Regions from separate parts of the Homo sapiens genome. Here region 1 is linked to region 2. Evidence: chromatin loops called from intact Hi-C (ENCODE). Cell type or tissue: GM12878. All regions are shown on one strand. Each heading gives the region's core, and the rest is flanking DNA. Links, peaks and the distances in the headings are about the cores only.

Evidence for each region. Hi-C counts contacts between places; a loop is a spot of excess contacts. Peaks named below come from ENCODE experiments on the same cell type or tissue, not always from the same donor. Only the 100,000 strongest peaks of a DNase experiment are listed, where the experiment ranks them.
Region 1: it touches region 2 in a loop (2.3-fold over the local background); 2 of 110 quality-filtered maps call a loop at or near these places.

The regions. Positions count from the first base shown.
Region 1 is chr3:16,427,864-16,434,444 of GRCh38, reverse strand. It overlaps RFTN1 (raftlin, lipid raft linker 1), which reads left to right. Exons shown (of 10, transcript NM_015150.2): 3 at 408-594. Among named protein-coding and RNA genes, the nearest start is that of RFTN1, 83 kb to the left of the region's middle. RefSeq lists a silencer at 591-720. In GM12878, for the core only: no CTCF peak of the experiment used is centred there; a DNase peak (open chromatin) is centred at 3,084; H3K27ac peaks cover 1,438 bases.
Region 2 is chr3:16,547,953-16,554,533 of GRCh38, reverse strand. No RefSeq gene overlaps it. Among named protein-coding and RNA genes, the nearest start is that of LINC00690, 15 kb to the right of the region's middle. In GM12878, for the core only: a CTCF peak has its summit at 3,569 (motif pointing right); DNase peaks (open chromatin) are centred at 3,573 and 4,049; H3K27ac peaks cover 500 bases.

The DNA of each region.
Region 1 (6,581 bases), core at 2,042-4,541, 120 kb after region 2:
GTAGCCAGGACCACAAGCACTGGCTAATTTTGAGGGGGTTTTTTTGTTTTTGTTTGTTTGTTTGTTTGTTTGTTTGTTTGTTTAAGAGAGACCGAGTTTTACTATGTTGCCCAGGCTGGTCTCAAACTTCTCGGCTCAAGCGATCCATCTGCCTCGGCCTCTCAGAGTGCTGGGATTATAGGCCTGAGCCATCACGCCTGGCCGACATCCAATTATTAATGCCTTTGGGTGATTTGGAAAACGACAGGCTGCTTATAAAGTCTGTTTGAAGACAGTAAAAACTGGGACAAACTCATTTTAGCAGTGACCTAGAGGATCCTCCCCGAGGGCAAGGGAAGAGGGGTTTGGGCAGGGCTGAGTGGGCGTTGTGATGGGTCTTTGATGAGCCTCTCCTCTCTCCACTCCAGCGGAGCTCCCTGGGTCCTCAGCAGTGAGGCTGGCCTCCCTGCGTGACCTGCCCGCCCAGCTCCTGGAGCTGTACCAGCAGGGCTTCTCGCTGGCGGCCCTGCACCCCTTCGTGCAGCCCACCCATGAGCGGGAGAAGACGCCCCTGGAGCACATCTTTAGAGCCATCCTGATCAAGAAAACCGACAGGTAAGGCCTCCACGGGTGAATGGGTAGCATCCTGTTGCGGCTAAGTTATGCTCAATAGAGGAGGGGAAGTGAGAGGATGGGGTTGGGGGTTGAAATTTGCATGCTGTCCTCAGGGCCTCAGCCCTCAGACAGGTGAGGCAAACAGTTAGACAACCAGAGAGGTTTCTTTCCTAGCATCCTGCGATGAAAAACAAATGCATGTCCAACTGCAAGTAGAGAGTTCCATTTTACATTCTTTCCCTCTTTTAACTCACTGGATTAAACTCAGCTAGAAAAATGTCTCCTCAGAAGAAGCATATGCCCAGAATGATGTGGCTAGTAAAAGTGCAATACTTTTAAACTGAAAGGCATGACTGGAAAACAAATAATTTTGTTTAGAGGCTATAGACAAACTTAATGTCTTCCCGCAAAGTCTAGAAATACTTTAACATTTTGCGCCTACCATAAATTCTGTCAATCACTTGACAGTTAAAAAAATACAAAAAATAAACACCACCTAAATAAAATGCTATAATTGGTTTGGTCTTGATTTAGATTTTCAGGGCTTGGGGATGTTTTTCAGTTTGGCTTGCCCAGTTGAATGCTTATGCCTATATTTCAGTTGAGCCTAATTAAGAAAAGAGAAGTGGGGTTAGTCTTTCAAAAGGAACAATATTAATTTTTTTAAAAAAAAAAAACAGTGAGGATGGGATGGAGAGAGCAGTATGTTTTTCCTGCTTTCATAAAAATAAAAATTAAAATGAAGTCTGGGAAAGGAAATCAGATTTGTCTTTTGGCCAACTATCATAGAAGGAATGACAGCATGTGCCACATTTTAAAAAGGGAGTACAGAGCAGCTCCTCCTTGTTCTCTCCTTTTAAAGTCACTTTGCAGGTAGACAAAGCATTTGGCTGGTGTGCTCATAAGGGACAGCTGTGAGGCATGAGGTTGCGTGTCTAAGACTGACTCCTCTTTCCTTTCCTTTCCTTTATTTCTTCATGGTTGATCAAGCTCTGGGGCTCTTACTCTACATCAACACACATTACGTCAACACACATTAGAATTCAAAGTGAAAGGTGGTGCATGTTTTTGCTCGAACCCAGAATTCACACATGTTTTGGTAGGGCAAGACTTTTCTCAGTGTCTGCCTTTTATGTGTATTAGTTTGTCTTTCTCTCTCTCTCTCTTTTTTTTTTCTGTAGAAACAAGGTCTCGCTATGTTGCCTAGGCTGATCTTGAAATCCTGGCCTCAAGCGATCCTCCCACCTTGGCCTCCCAAACCACTGGGATTATGGGTGTGAGCCACTGAGCCTGGCTGCATATTGGTTTCTTTTCTTTTCTTTTTTATTTCCTTGAGATGGGGTCTCACTCTGTCACCCAGGCTGGAGCACAGTGGCATGATCTCAGCTCACTGCAACCTTTGCCTCTCAGGCTTAAGCCATCCTCCCACCTCAGCCTCCCAGGTAACTGGGACTACAGGTGCACGCCACCATGCCTGGCTAATTTTTTTATTTTGGGTAGAGACCGGGTTTCGCCATGTTGCCTAGACTGGTCTGGAACTTCTGGGCTCAAGAGAGTTTCCCACATAGGCCTCTCAAAGTGCTGGGATTAGAGGTGTGAGCCACCACGCCCAGTCCATTATTGGTTCCTTTAGGTTGATTGGCTGTTGATCATTATCTGGGTCAATCATGAGAAGATTGGGGGCCACAGTGGTTTTGAGTGACACTGACACATAGGATATGTATAATGACAGTAGCTTATATTTAGTGAGCACTCACTGTATGTGAGGCTTGATCATTATCATTTCATCTGTATCATATGGCTATGAAATAAGTGTCATCTTTGTTCCCATTTTAAAGGTGAGAAAACTGAGACACAAATGTTGAGTTGTCAAGGTCACACGGATGGCAGCAAGCAGAGTTCTGCCTTGCTCCCAGGAAGGCTGTCTCCCGTACCTGCATTCTTAATCCTGGCATGAAGCACGTGCTGAGTTCCTTTACCCACAATTCTTGTGGAGAACCACTTTAGGAAAAGAAAGTGGGGGAGGATATCTTTGATCTTCCATAAAGAAGTACTTTTATTACTCAACCTTTCCCCCATTTTACCCCTCAGTAGTCAGTAAGTAAATCAGAATTTCAGCAAGGAAACAAAACAGACAAATGAGTTGTATGGATTCTATAAGGCATCCACTGGGCTCCAGGGATTCTATTCTGCAGATTATCCGAGTGGCCTTAGTGTTTAAAGGAGACAAGTCCATTTGGGTCAGATCACTGGCACATCCTTCAGTGTGATCTGCCATAGGCGGTGACATGAGCTCAGGACTTGGCCTGAGCTTAACTCAAAAAGTGAAGGTGTATCTTTTTTTTTTTTTCTCCCTGCTGTGGAGCAACACTTCTCAAACTTTAATGTGCTTGTGAGTCTCCTGGGGATATGGTTAAAGAGCAGAGTCTGATATAGCAGGTCTCAGGGGAGGCCTGGGACTCTACATTTCTAACTTGTTTCCAGATGGGGCAGATGCTGATGGTCCGTGGCACGCACTTTGAGTAGCAAGTGTGTGGAGGACCTAATTCTTGCCTGGCTTCATGCCTGGCACTCAGCAACACTATTGGGGCTTGCCACTTTACTCCTAGGAGAGCTGTAAGCACCAGGCTAGGTAAGAAAGAACACAGAACTCGTGGCCAGGAGGCCTGCGTTCTAGGCTGCACTTGGCTACTAGTAAGCAGTGTCGTGCAAGGGGCACATCGATGGATCTTTCTCGGCCTCCGTATTCTAGCTGCTACAATGAGGGGCTGTTACTACATGATTTGCAAGGCTTGCACCAAACTCTAAGTTATCTGATGGGACAAGATGGGTGAGGAAGCCCGTCTTCAGAAATAAGAACCACCACTTTGGGGAATAGTGCATTATAAGCCAGCAGTGAAGCTGGGGGCTCAGTAGGGGTTGTTTACTTCCACTAACGTAGCATGAACAAATGAACTTACTTTCCAGAAGACAAAAATGAGCAAACTGTTGAGAGGAATGAGACTTTGTATGCAGGAGGGTTTTCAAGAAAGGGAAGTTGGCAGTCTCCTTGGGTTTGAGCTGACTTTCATCCAGAGTTCCTGAACTGCCTGCCTGATGAACTTAATGAACATTTCAACTCCTGGACAAGCAGATCCAGAGAAGGAAATTCCTTAGGTAACTTTGTGTTGAGTCTTTGGAACTGCCTTTTTTAAAAAAATGCAAAAGTTTGATAATTTATCATGTAAAATGAGGCAAAAATGATCAAGAGGATCATCCCCACTTCTAGCCCCAATGGTATTAGGTGGGAGGAGTGGTGGAGGTTGGAAGCAGTCATTGTAAAATATAATTTTAAAGTACAGGAATTTTCTCTCCTAGCAAATGCAATAACTGCATTTTTTTTGTATTATGGGGAAAAGACTCCAACGATCTTAAAAATAAGCAAACAAAAAAACATCAAGGCCAGGTGCAGTGGCTCACACCTATAATCCCAGCACTTTGGGAGACCAAGGCAGAAGATTCTCTTGAGCTCAGAAGTTCCAGACCAGCCTGGGCAAAGTAGAGAGACCTAGTAGCTACTAAAAATTTTAAAAATTAGCTGGGTGTAGTGGCGCACGCCTGTAGTCCCAGCTACCCGGGAGGCTGAGGTGGGAGGATTACTTGAGCCCACGAGCTGGAGGCTCCTGGGATGTGACTGTGTTATTGCACTTCAGCCTGGGTGACAGAATGAGATCCTGTCTCAAGAAACAACAACAACAAAAAAAAAACGGACTTTTTCTTTATCAATAGGGAGTTTAAGTAGTAAAAACAAAACAAAGGAAGACTTTTGTGATTAATTTTTAATTCAGACAGTTAAAGTGATACTTTTCACAAAGTCTGCCAAAGTTCTGACAGTTATAGATGCTGTTAAATGAAATGAGTTAGCTTTTAAAAGAGAAAGAAATACTTGGTTAATATTTTTCAAGTGGAGCACATTGAAAGAGATGTAGATACACATTCTAGATTATTGTTGACCCAAGTGAACTTCATTACCAAGAATCACCATGAGATGACTCTGTGAAACTTCGATATCAACCTAATGTGTTTGGAGGGTTCACATAAAATTTTTAACAAATAACTGGGCTTTGGGATATGCCAGAAACACCAGACGGAACCCCTCAAGCCTGCATTTATCCCCTCACTCATTCACTAACACTTGCTGAGTGAGTACTCTTTTCAGAGTATTGTGCTAGGAGCTCTATGTGGTGGGAAGTTAGAGAGTGCAAATGCCAGGCTCAGTTGAATGTGGAGCCTGCCTTCCAAGCACTTGCAGTCTAATTAAGTAAATGAGATATGTGCCTCATGCCACAGGAGTTTGGGAGAAGGAGATGCCACCTCTCACTGGAAGGGAAACCAAGGAAATGTTTCTGGAGGGGCAGCTTTTAACTTGGGCCTGATTTCTTTTGGGCAAACATGGGGAGTAATGAGCATGAGGCAGGAAGAGTTTATTTAAATCTCCTAATGAAATGTTTTCTAGTAGTATTTGAGTAATTGGAGAGCATCGTTGACAGTCTAACTAAATTATTAATGAGTCATTCCAAAAGTAGTTCTCAAGTGCAGTAACATTCCTCTGAGCTCACTGCCATTTTGACAGATTTCACTTACATCCCTGAAAAATTACCTGATCTTTTCTTCTGAAAATTCTAATAACTGCCATTTCATTTTACCATGGCAGGCCTAGCCACACATCTAACTGTAAACTGTTCTTAATTCTAAGTGTATTGAATTTAGTCAAGTCAGTTACTTTGACTCAAGTTACTTTGACTCAAGAATGAATAGCTGAATATGAAATACTTAGTGAATAAGTAGAAAGAGAGTTTGTACTTCATTTTCTCAACTCTTTCTTTGGAACACTTAGTGATTTTTAATAGACAATATAGTTGCACTCACTCTGAATTCTAAGTATAGTTAAGTGATCCTTCATTTTTTTCAAGTAGTTTTCCTTAGAATGAGTTGCTAAAGATCTTGAAACTTGATGGCTAACAGAAGTCAGTTATTAAAACGTCACTTCTGATGTTTCATGAGTGTGGGTTTAATTCTAGGTTGTTTTATGGTTATAGATGTAACTGCAGTACAAAAATGCATGGTGCTGGCCATTTTTCAGCTGTTGAATTGTCGTTGTACACACATGGAGCTAGGGGCGTCATTGGTGTGTTTTTCATCATGAATGAGTTGAAGTCCTTTGGCGACAGCTTCCGTAGAGTAATGCCTTACATGGTACAGGGACCAGCATACTAGGGAGCTCTGTGGACATTTATCAGGCACCTTTTGGCCTAGGATTAGGGTGGGGGCACACAGAGGACCTGTAGTTAATGCAGAGGCTGCAATTCTAAAATTCTTGTGGAAGGTGGAAAATGTGTACAATCAAAGTTACCCTTGAAAATCTTTTGAAGTGCATATAAAATGTAATACTGTGGCATCTCTCTACCTGACCAATGCATGTCTTCCTTCAGGACTAGATCAGATTGCTTTTCCAACAGTGAACCCCAAGGGGAGGTAAGCTGGTTTGGGTTTATAGTGAGTACTCATTGGAATCACACCTAGGATGGTGAAATTTTTGCACCTAGGGAAGCATTTGTGGGAATTGGCATTGAGGGAACAGGAACTCCACGCCTCCCTTCTCGAGTTCATTCTGGGGCACATCTGCCTATTGAATAGAATAACTGGCACTGTTTTAAGTGGTAAACATTTATCCCTTTTGTTTGGATTTTTCTAAGGTAAATATGTATATGTAATTTCACTATGCAAAGATGACTCTAAGGAGCTCCTAGATCTCAAGAAACTTATCTATCTACTAGGGAGCTGCAAAATATATGTGCAAATTATATAATTGCCCAGGTAAGTCTACAGGTCTTGGTTTGCATCTCTAACCTGGAATTTGTTAATGAGAGTGCTTTAGAAGAGGAGGCTCTGCGGCTGTCATTTGCTCTAGGTTGGGCATGATGGGTAGACTGGAATAGGGAGTGAAA
Region 2 (6,581 bases), core at 2,202-4,701:
GTCTCTACTTAAGTCAAATGAGGAAAAGCCAAACTACACTGTGGGACACACAGTAAAGCCCTGCATTAGTCAGCTGTTGCTGTGCAAAAACCTCCTCAAGACTCGGCAGGGTAAAGCAATGATCATTTATAACTGCTCTCATGTCTGCAGGTCAGCTGCTTTTTGGCTGACATAGGCAGGGCTCAGCTGGGCTGGCTCTGCAGCGTGTGTCTCTCATTCTCCTCGTGTGGCAAACAATGGCAGATGGCAATGGCAAATGTGGAAAGCCTTTAAGGCAGAAATCTCATAACTGGCTCCCTGTCACTCCCATTCATCTCCGTCTTTCAGCCAAAGCAAATTACATGGCCAAACCCCAAATCCAGGGGTGGGGAAATATATTCTGCTTTTTCTTAGGAGCAAAGTCACATGGTGGTCAGTGCAGAACCGGTTGAATAACACAACCATTCATCAGCCCTGAAGAAACTCATCGCCTATCTGCTTCCTCAAGACTCCCCTTATCAGGGTACCTGCTCTCCTCCAAAACTTTCTCTTTCCCAAACTGTATCAAACAGTCCACTCACACTAGCTACCCTGCTTCCTTTGGCACCCTCTTTCCACTAGATAACCTGTTCTCTCAGCATTTCTATTTTCATTTGCATCTCCACCGTTTGCCCCATTACCCTAGCAGCTCACAGCGGATCCTGACGGAACAGGCAAAACCCAGAAGTTGGGTGGGTAGGCAATTTTTGAAAGCTTCCACGTTCCTGATTCCTCCTTGCCATAGTCCATTACTAGCGAATGACATGTTTGGGGCCTTGCATGTTTGCAGAACCAAATCAGTTGTGGAGGAAATATGTAAATATCTCCATGGGTGTGTGATTGTACCGTACCTCACCTTAGCAAAGCTTAAATGTCATTTCCAAACTTGGCTAGGTTTCCCTGCGTTATATGTCATCGAGAGCCACTATAACTAAATATTTGTGGGAGTCCTAGCTGACTGCCTGCTTTGTTTCTCCCACTAAAGTGTAAGCTCTTCATGAACAGAGTGTGTCTGTATGATTCACCAGCTGTGTCTCTATCTTTACCCCACAGCCAATCCACAAATGAATGCCATCAGCCTTGCCCCCCATCATATCCCAACCATCCGTGTTTGGCTACTCCATTGCTAGCCCAACCTTGCATCTCATGCCTGTGTTATTTCACAGCCTTCTAGGCTGATACTCCCGCTGCTGCTGTGCCTGGCTGCAGCCTATTCTCCACATCATGAAGAGGAAACTTTGAAAAATGGATAAAATTGATAGCAAATTGTGTTTCTCCTGCACTCAGAATCCTCCTCTGGCTCCTCACTCTAATCTCTGGCTTCAGTAGTTGATGGCAAATATTTAAAAGTCAGCCTGCAGGAAGGACCCTGATTTACTGAGTTTTTCAATGTTGGTGGTGTAAATACTCATCATGGCCAATTTCAAGCCGCCTTCTTTCCTTCCCTCCCTCCCTCCTCCCCTTCTCCCCTCCTTCTTTCCTTCCTTCCTTTCCTCCCTCCCTCATTCCTTCTGTCCTTCCCCCCTTCCCTTCCTTTCCTTCTTCCTTCTTTCCCTTCTTCCTTCCTTCCTTCCCTCCTTCCCTCTTTCCCTCCTTTCTTCCCTATTCTCTACCTCCTACTCTAGAATTGACATTCCATGACAGGCAATCCATGTCTGTCTTAGTCATTGCTTAGACGTACCTGGCACATAATGGAGGCTCAGTACGTATTTCTTGAACAAATAGTTGACTAAATGAATAGATGATCCTTTCTTAATTCTGTACCAGGATTTAAGAATTATTCAAAGTAGATGTCATTGTTTTACAATAACCAAGTACTGCTCAGCACTTTCAAGTTCACAAAGCACGCCTCATGCATCATCTCTATGATCTGTACCCAGGTGCCATCCTGAGAAGCTGGGAAAGGCTTTTCTCTTCCTCCCCACTTTATAAATGAGGAAACAAAGACTCAGAGAGGTGGAGGTTCCCCCTCAAGGCCACACAGCAAGTGTGTATGCACAGGTCTGACTCTCAGTCTGGCACTCTTCTCAATGGTGTCCAGTAACTGTTTAGCTCTTGAGGGGATCTCATCAGAGAAGCCTGGAGGCTTCAGGGAAAGCCGTTCCAAGGAAGAGGAGAGAAAGACATGGTGGCGAGGAAGGAGGATTGACAACCAGGGAAGGCCTTACCTAGGCCTCCACCAGGCTGAGCTTCTGGCCTCAGGCCAGTAACATAATGATTCAGGTCCCCACTCCTGATTCTGCCACTAGATTCCCACTATCCTCCCCCAAGACATGGAGCATTGAGCCCCCCTTCCCCACAGATAGAGTACCCTGGATAGAGTGGGCTCCACACCTAGCACCCACCTTCTTGCAAGACTATAGCAATGAACAGCAGAGAGCGCAAGCTGGAGACCCACAAGCTGAACTCAGTCCTCGGGGATGATTTCTTTAGCCCCTGTAGAGTTCAAAAACTTGGGCCAACATTTACAAGCAGGAGATCCCAAGTGGTTACTTTCTTTAGGCAAACAGGAAAATCTTGCCACACCTCCTGGCCATTCTGGGCTGACACCAGTCATCCACCTGAGACCAGACAAGTGTTGTCCAGTTCAACGCAGCCCCAGTTTCCTATCCCCTCTCCAACCTTGAGGGCAGCCATCGACTGCAGTTCATTTCCATGCTAGTGCTGGAAGTTTTACTGGCGTCGAAAAACATGGCTCTGAAACCCAAGCTTATACCAAAAGGAGAAAAACAATATATGTAGGGCCTCATGATTTTATTACATCATGACTGACATAACCCTGAGTTTAAGAGCCTTGGGCTATGTCTCCATTTCAAATATACCTTTTCTTTCCCCTTTCTTTCTTTCTTTTTCTTTCTTTCTTCTTCCTTCCTTTCTTTCTCTTTCTTCTTTCTCTTTCTTTTCTTTCTCTTTTTCCTTCCTTCTTCCTTCCCTCTTTTTCTTCCTTTGTTTCCTTGCTCCCTTCCTTCTTTTCCTTCCTCACTCCCTCTCTTTCCTTCTCTCTCTTCCTTTTCTTTATTTCTTTTTTCTCTTTCTCTTTTTTCTTTCTTTCTCATCTTTCTTTCTCCTCTTTCTTCTCTTTCTTTCTTTCTTGACAGAGTCTCTCTGTTACCCAGATATGGAGTATGATACAGGCTCACACACCACACCCAGCTAATTTTTTAATTTTTATTTTGTAGAAATGGGGTCTTGCCATCTTGCCCAGGCTGGTCTCAAACTTCTGGCCTCAAGTGATCCTCCTGCCTCAGCCTCCCAAAGTGTTGGGATTGCAGACATGAGCCACCTCGCCCAGCCAAGTACACCTTTTCTTTGTCCTGTGAACAGTCTCACAAAGAAGGCATCCAGAAGCCTCCTTTAGGTGAGGATCCTTGAGTTCAGAGGCGTGGAGGGACTTGCCCAAGGTTAAATAACTAGACATAGACACAGTACGTGACGATAACATCTCATCCAGCACAGGCATCTGCATAAACTGCATTCCCAGCCACACACCACCAGTGTGTTCACCATGACAGGGTGTGCGACCTGATGCAATAGCCCTTGTGTAATCTGACACATCCCCATTAGGTGGCACCATAAACCAACAAAGCTTTCCAGGACAATGCCTTTGCGGAAATTGGTTTTCTTGCATTATTAGGGATTTTAAGGCAGAATTGTTTTTCCCCTCTTTCTCTCTTAAAAAAAAAAAAAAGTCTTTCAATATACAATGTAGCATGGCTTTCGTGCCAGGCATAAAATGAAATTTGCCTTAATCCATTGCCTAGGGAGAAAGTGTGTGTGTGTCACAACTGACATCTGTTAAATGTTAAATGAAGTAAGCAAGCAATAAGAAGGTCTGAAATACATTCTTTGTTCAAGAAGTCGTGCAGACACTGATCAGCTGCTCTGTACAACTGGGAATAAAACAAGCACCTTTTTCTCCCCCCAACAAGCGCCACTGAAAGCCCCCAAGGAGGGCAAAAGCAGAGGATGGGTGGACTTGCGTGCCGTGAGGTTAACACTTCTGTTTCAAGTTCAAGCAAATTGGCTTGGCACAGCAGGAATGACCACACTGCCAGCTCCATTGTACCTGCTTCCTCCCCAGGGCTGAACAGGAGCCCAGGCTTGTCTGTCCTTTCCTGCTATTTCTTTTGCAAAGTGTAAGAAGGTGTGAGGCTTCATCCAAATTACCTGATCAGTTTTGACCATCAGCATGTTATTATGGTGGATCTATTCTTAAAATATATTTGTTCTTTTGTTTTCCTCACTAGCAAGGAATTTTGAACCAGTCACTCCAAAGTTAGCCCTTGCAATTTATTAGTCAAGCTTCGTTATTAACATTATTAACAAGAGAATGAGAACAGATGTAATTCCAATATGCAGCTGGAATATCAGCTAAAAATGTGCTCCTTATAAAGATATACAGGATTATCAAATGAGAAAGAGAAGCTTTGCCTATGCAACCAATTATAATTGTGGGATGGTGTATTTTGGGTATTGGAATTTTTTGATAAACATAAGGATAGGCAGAAAGCCCTTCGGTTTCAATCCTTTGTTTCATCCTTTCCCTCATTCCTAGAAATAGGTTAGGTATCTATGGCAGTAACAGTGAGTGCTTCCCAAAGAGCCACACACGTTTTCAAGCCTCCCCTGCGGTTGAGTTGAGCCATATGGATGAGTTCTGGTAAATGGGAAAATATTTACTTGTATTTTCTTTGAGTTCTATTGTAGTTTTATTTTTGTATTTAATCCCTGTGGAATTTATTTTAGTATATTAGTTTCAAGCCGGTTGTTCCCAGACTATTTAATTAATCTTTCCTTTTCCTACCAATTGCACATACCAATCAGTATATGATAAATTCTGATTTCTGGTTCAGTAATCAATTTTCTCATTCCTATGTTGGTATCAAATTCCCAAATTAGAGTAATTTTGAAATATATCTTACTATCTAGTAACAGCTATCCCCTTTAATTTTTTAAATGGGGTCTCACTATGTTGCCCAGGCTGGTCTTAAACTTCTGGGCTCAAGCAATCCTTCTGTCTCAGTTCAGCCTCCAGAGTAACTAGAAATACAGTCCCGTAACCACCACACCTGGCTCCTTTTAAAAAAAATTATTTTAGTTACTTTCACATATTTATTCTTTGAGTAGAATTTAAAAATCAGTTTGTCAAGTTAAAAAATTAAAGATGGATTAAATTCACAGATTGATTTGGAAATAATTGACATTATGTCGGCCCCGAGCCTTCTCATTCAGGTGCGTGATGTTTCCCTGCATTTCAAGTCTTCTTCCATGTCCTTAGGTCGTTTTGTTTTTCTTCTGTGTTTGATCCTGAGTATTTGATTTTGGTTGCTTTTGTAAATGGGATATTTTTCCCATTTCTCATCATTTTTTTCTAATTTATTATGGCTGAATATTATTCCACTGTATGTATATATCACAATTAATTTATCCATTCATCCATCAATGGACATGTGGTTTGCTTCCACCTTTTGGCTACTGTGCTGCCATGAACATGTGTATACATGTACTTGTGTCCCTGTTTTCAATTCTTTTGGGTACAGACACCTAGGAGTGGAATTGCTGGGTCCTGTGGTGATGCTGTGTTGAGTCATTTGAGGAACCGCCAACTGTTTCCCACAGTGGCTGAACCGTATTACATTCCCACCAGCAATATACAAATTCCAGTTTCTCCACATCCTCACCCATACTCGCTATTTTCTGTTTTCTTTTTTTTTAAAATTATTCCCATCCTAATGAGTGTGCAGCGGTGCCTCATTTTTATTTGCATTCCCCTAATGATGAATGATACTGAGTGTGTTTTCATGTGTTTGTGGGCCATGGTCTGTCTTCTTTGGAGAAATATCTATTCAAGTCCTTTTTTCATTGTTTAAGGGATGGTTTGCCTTTTTGTTGTTAGTTTCCTAACTTTTTGACAGGAGAAAGGTTAACTGAAAGTTGCTGTGTTACATAGGATGCTTTCAAAAGCAACAACTAGAAGATGCAACACAAAATGTCTTAAATGATAAAAAAATGTTAAATGTTTGAGTGATCAGTTATGGTTCTAGCATTCTCCACATATCAATTCATTTAATTCTAAAACGAATACTACAGGGTAGGTATACAAATCAGAAATATGAGGCACAGAGAAGTCCAAAGTCACACAACTGGTAAGTGGTAAAGTTAGAATTTGAACCTAGGAAGTCTGACTCCATAGTCTCATCTCTGAGTGACTAGGTACTAAGTTTGTAGGGAGGCAGTACTGGCATTGATTGGTTTAGCAGCTCAACCTAATATAGGAGTCTAGATTTGTCGATATTCCTATTCTGCTACCCTAAGCATGTTGCCTTTGCCTCAGGCTTCTTCCCTCATGATTGCAAAATGGCTGCAACAGCTCCAAGCATCACATTATCTCCCAGCAACATCCAAATGACAGAAACAGAAAGTCTCTGTGATTTCTTCTTTTTTGAGATTAAGGAAAACTCTTCTAGAAGTACCTCCAGCAGACTTCTCATTGACTACAATTGTGGCACATGCCCCATCCTGAACTCATCACTAACAAGGGAAACAGAACTACAATTTTGGAC